Linked DNA regions of Homo sapiens: region 1 is linked to region 2. The links are chromatin contacts, found by POLR2A ChIA-PET in ENCODE. All regions are on one chromosome and are shown on one strand. The core of a region is the stretch at or near the end of the contact, and the rest is flanking DNA. Distances in the headings are between cores, read along the strand shown.

Region 1 (2,781 bases), core at 216-2,715, 1.1 Mb before region 2:
GTTCTTACAGTGTGGCTGAGACTCATTCTGACCTCAATTAACACAAGGTGAGAAGAAAATACAGAATCACAATGGCCTAGAAAAACCAACAGACTCTTATTTATATTCTACTCTGAAACTCAGCTAAAACAGCAATTTCTAGACACAGGATAAAGATATTATGTTCTATTAAACTTGCCTTTGCAAGTGGGGAGGCAATTCTCTTCCTAGGTGGAGAGCTTTCAAACAACAACAACAACAAAAACAGAATTAACATCTGTGGAAAACTTACTATATATCAGAATCTGTGAGGCAAATTACAGATATTTTCAATTCAATGTGAATAGCAACTCAATAAATTAAAAAGCTATTTTTGACACACTTGCAGTCAACAAGCATATGAAAAATTGCTCAACATCACTAATCATTAGAGAAATGCAAATCAAAACTAAAATGAGATACCATCTCACACCAGTCAGAATGAATATTATTAAGAAGTCAAAAAATAACAGATGCTGGCAAGGTTGTGAAGAAAAGGGAACACTTATACTGCTGATGGGAGTATAAATTAGTTCACCCATTGTGAAAAGCAATGTGGCAATTCCTCAAAGAATTTAAAACAGAATTACCATTAGATCCAGCAATCCCATCACTGGGTAAATACCCAAAGGAATATAAATCATTCTACCACAAAGACACAAGCATATGTTCACTGCAGCACTATTCACAATAGGAAAGACATGAAATTCAACCTAAATGCCCATCAATGGTAGACTAAAGAAAATGTGATACATATACACCATGGAATACTATGCAGCCATAAAAAAGAACAAGACCATGTCCTTTGCAGCAACAGGCAACATGGATGAAGCTGGAGGGCCACTATCCTAAACAAACACAGAACAGAAAACCAAGTACTGCATGTTCTCACTTAAAAGTGGGAGCTAAAGAACGAGAACACATGGACACAAAGAGGCCAACCACAGACACTGGGGCCTACTTCAGGGTGGAGGGTGGGAGAAGGGAGAGGATCAGAAAAAATAAATGTCAGGCACTATGCTTATTACCTGGACGACAAAATATCTGTACACCAAACCCCTGTGACATATAGATTACCTATATAACAAACCAGCACATGTACCCCTGAACCTAAAATAAAGGTTTAAAAAAAAAAAACAGCTGATTCTTTTTTTTTTTTTTTTTTTGAGACAGGTTCTCACCACTGTCAGTGAGGCTGAAATGCAGTGGTGTGATCACAGCTCACTGTATCCTCGAAATCCTGGGCTCAAGCAATCCTCTGCTTCAGCCATCCAAGTAGCTAGGACTACAGGCACACACCAGGACGCTTGGCTAATTTCTACAGGCACATGCCACAGTTGGCTAATTTTTTTTTTTTTTTTTTTTTTTTTTCAGAGATGAGGTCTTACTATGTCACCCAGGCTGGTGTCAAACTCCTGCTCTAAAGCAATCCTCCTCCTGCCTTGGCCTCCCACGATATTGAGATTACAGGCATGAGCCACCGTACCTGGCATAAAAAGTTATTTTTGACTTCCTGAAAATGCTGCGCCTCTTGACTCCAGCAATAAATGAAGTCTTTACATTTCAAATCTGACTTTCCAAGGACTTAACCATCTCAATATAATGACAAATTTGCCCAGTTCATTAATACCAAAGTAGCAATGATGGGCAAAAGATCATTGGTACTTGTACTTATTGCTAAAAGATAATAGCTAGAATCCAAGGCTTTCAAAAACAGATTAACAACTTTCCCACTCCCTGGCATGGTCACATCCATTTAACATTATTTACTGGGTGCTCCACACTATAAGCACTATAGGCAAATAATCTTATTAAAAGGATCCAAATATTATAACCCTGAATGGAACAGTTGGATAAGACAACCCAGGTAATCATTTTCCATTGATTTGTCCTTACCCCTCAGTAACCTTTTTCCTGACACACCAGTAATAAATTCCTGTTGCTTTTGCTCAATGTTATCTTTGCCTCTTTCATACAATTTAACAGCTGGTTAGCCAAATGACCTAAAAACTGTACTATATATTGATTTCTTGCTCCAGCACTTATCCTCAGATGACATGAACACAGGTATACATATTGTCTATCACATACTCTGATACATATTTTTTACAGATGATAAGAGTACATCTTCTGTAAAAACAAAGTGAGACAAGTTTGGGAAGAAAATTCTTCCCAACAGAACACCTAAATCTCTCTCTACTCTCCTAAGTTTTCTCCACCCCTACTGCACAATCCCATACTTAAACAGCTTAACTGGTTTCCTCCAAATTGTACTCTCAACTTCCCCCCTTTATTTGAGACTCTGTCACCCAGACCGGAGTGCAGTACACGATCATGGTTCGTTCACTGCAGCCTGGACCTCCAGGGCTCAATCCACCCTCCTACCTCAGCCTCCCGAGTAACTGGGACTACCAGTACATGCCACCACGCCCAGCTAATTTTTTTGTATTTTTTGTAGAGACAGGGTTTCACCATGTTGCTCAGGCTGGTCTCAGACTCCTAAAGTGATCCACCTACCTCAGCCTCCAAAAGTGCTGGGATTACAGGTGTGAGCCACGATGCTGGCCTCAAGCCCCTTTTCTAAGCTCCCCTCTCCCAATTCATTATTCACCTCTCAACTGAAGCTTTTAAAAATGCACATCTGAAAAAAAAAAAGTGTACCTATCCCCCACTTAAAACCTTAGGACAAACACCAAAATTCCTAATTTGGATTACCAGGCCTTGCAAGATCTGGACCACGATTACTTGCACAGCCTTGTTTCA
Region 2 (2,859 bases), core at 50-2,549:
AAGAAAACTATCAAGTTTAGAGTCAGATAAAGAATGTTGAGATGCATTTACAAGTGGATGCAAAACTCGAAGAACTGAAAAAACTGGTCAATATTTATGTGTGATAAAGTATTATCTTTTCCCTAATCTTTGCAAGGTTCATGGCAGTGACCCCTATAACAAAAGACAGATCAGCAAGATAAAAACATACATCTTTATTTAACCAAAGTTTTATTTAACCAAAGTTTAAATTTTATTTAACACAGGAGCCTTCAGAAACAAAGACCCAAAAGAACTGAAAAATCTGTGTATTTTTATGGGCAGTCATGCAGAAGTATGATCAAAAGCCAAAAGTGTATTGCAGGAAAGTTTACACTTCCCCTCTGAAAGTTTGATAATAGCATCTGCTGAAATAAATGGACAACAGGCAGATTAACAGGAGAAAAGGCTGATGAATTCATTAATATGCAAGTGCAAGAGAGTTACACAAATGAGAGTCACACAAAGTAAACTCAAAGGGCCAGATAGCTGAAGCTTAAATGCCCTCTTCATAGCAGTAAGGGAGGTGGGGGCTCTAGGCAATTTTAGAGAAAGAGTAAACGATTCTTAGGGGGAATGAATGGGCCCAAAGAACAGGCAATATCGTGTCACAAAGTTCGTCTGGGCTCTGGGTTTGGTGTCAACTCCAGTCTCCTTTCCTGTGAGTTAATCTTCTCTGTTTAATGAGATTGTAGGGAGAGGGCCCAAGACAACTGCATTCCTTCTGAAGAAACTTCCCTTGGTCAGATAAGGGAACTTCAGAGAAAGCCTCTCCCTGTGTTCTGGGAAAGGCAGAGGAGTCAGAGACAGGAGCGGGAGGGAACTGGGGGAACTTAGCAAGGCCTGTTTGTTCAGATTCTTCTTGGCATCTCTGTGTCTTTATTCCTTTTCTCCAGATATAGAGAGAACCCCTCTGAAATGAGGGCCTTATGACCTACTTCAGGAGAAGTTCAATTCAGTTTTATGGCCTGCCTCAGGGGAGAACAGTGGGAGAACAGTGGGAGAAGGCCAGAGAAACCTCCCAGCTTCTCTTGTTTTCTCGAATGCCGAGGTGCCACATTTTGGAGTAGTATGTCGTGAACCCTATCATACCAAAGGAATAGAATCAACTGCATTTCACTGTACAATTGATGCAATTTGCATTTCTTTAGAAGGAAACTGTCTTACTACCAGATTTTTACAAGTCAACTGTTATCTCTACAGAGTGGTAAAATATCCTAATCAAAGAAAAGCTAGGGGCCGGGTGTGGTGGCTCACGCCTGTAATCCCAGCACTTTGGGAGGCCAAGGTGGGCAGATCACTCGAGGTCGGGAGTTTGATACCAGCCTAGCCAACATGGTGAAACCCCGTCTCTACTAAAAATACAAAAATTTGCTGGGCATGGTGGCAGGCGCCTGTAATCCCAGCTACTTGGGAGGCTGAGGCAGGAGAATCGCTTGAACTTGGGAGGCAGAGGTTGTGGTGAGCCGAGATCACGCCATTGCACTCCAGCCTGGGCGACAAGAGTGAGACTCCGTCTCAAAAAAAAAAAAAAAAAAAAAAAAAAAAAAGACAAACTAGGAAGAGATAAAGAAAGAGATAATCTAGAAGGATGAACTATTTAGGCCAGGACTCCTACTTAATTTCAAAGTTCCACAATTTTTTCTTACAAGGACAAAAGTGGGCATTCATCTCTAATCCTTTCTCATGCCAATACTCTGGTTCTAAACCCCACATCACAGATGGGAAAGTGGAGGCTCAGCTTGTGGTGGTGGTGTCCTGTGAGCTGTCTCCTTCCAGCAGCGCCCCCACCAGGGTTTGCCTCCTGCTTCTCCCCTTCCCTCAGCTCATCCCAGCACCATAAAAATGAAGCATCCTCTGTCCTTTCTGGACACCAGAGACACCTTTTGAGGAGAAGTGGGTTTTCTGGCTTTTTCTCTGTCCCTGGCCCAGAAGCAGGACACTTATCCATATTGACTTGAGTATCTAATAAGTAGCACGTAAGTCAGAACCAACCTAATTAACAAGGGCACTTGTGTTAATAAGCACCTTTCAATCCATGCAGGGAGCTAACACACTCAGAATACAAAGGGAAGAAAAGACATTATCTTGAAATGCCTGGGCTCCCACCTAGGCTGAGCCTCATGAAGTCATTATGGGTAATTATGGGCTATTACATGCTATCACCTTGGCAAGACAACTACCCTCAATTGCCTAGAGTCACAGGTCCCTCAAGTCCGGGAAGGTAAGGGCAACTTTCTGTTTTCAGTTCTTTTCCATCCTACCTCTTGTGAGCACCCCCACCAGCCCCTCCATGCCATCATTCAGGTTTCACCCTGTTTTGTTATCCTGTTTCCTTTTGCTACTGGGAACTCCAGAAGTCTCAAAGAGCTTTCCCAATTCTCCACTCAACTCACTTTGAGCCGGTTTCTCCTTTCCAGGGAGAGTTGAGGAGGCCTATGGGGCTTGAAATGGGGAGAAGAATGGGTCCCTGAGTTGGGTAGGGCTAGACAGGAAAAGCTACAGCTTGGCTGTAGCTGAATTACAGAGGATGGGGCAGCAGGGAAAGTGGGGTGGGGCTCAGAGAGAGAGAGAGAGAGAGAGAGATGGGAAAAGGAAAAACCAGAGAAACTGAGAGCTCAGGGCAAACATTTAAAGCTTTTGCAGATCTCCTTCTAAAGGGGGTAGACCGCGTGATGGCCTCTTCAAAACTCCAGTTCAGTAAGAGAAAGGACAAAAGTGTGGGCAACCATCTCTGATCCTGGCCAAATTCTTTATGGTAGATTAAACATGGTCACAAATTATTTGCTGCTTCTCAGAGGTGGGGTTCTGTTTCCTCAACCTTTGGATCTGGCCTGCTTT

What was found. ChIA-PET counts read pairs that join two places held with the same protein, here RNA polymerase II (POLR2A).
Region 1: POLR2A ChIA-PET joins it to region 2 with 11 read pairs in activated CD4-positive, alpha-beta T cell. The contact joins two enhancer-like sites. POLR2A ChIA-PET finds 5 or more read pairs at or near these places in 3 of 52 experiments (GM10248, PC-9 and activated CD4-positive, alpha-beta T cell).

What each region holds. Positions count from the first base shown.
Region 1 is chr1:113,933,393-113,936,173 of GRCh38, reverse strand. All of the region lies in intron 1 of HIPK1 (homeodomain interacting protein kinase 1), which reads right to left. Among named protein-coding and RNA genes, the nearest start is that of HIPK1-AS1, 5.3 kb to the right of the region's middle. Within about 2 kb of position 1,465, at least 2 of the 41 ENCODE cell types and tissues checked have a DNase peak (open chromatin) inside an H3K27ac peak, as active enhancers do.
Region 2 is chr1:112,870,742-112,873,600 of GRCh38, reverse strand. All of the region lies in intron 1 of LINC01357 (long intergenic non-protein coding RNA 1357), which reads right to left. Among named protein-coding and RNA genes, the nearest start is that of MIR11399, 9.9 kb to the left of the region's middle. Within about 2 kb of position 1,299, at least 2 of the 41 ENCODE cell types and tissues checked have a DNase peak (open chromatin) inside an H3K27ac peak, as active enhancers do.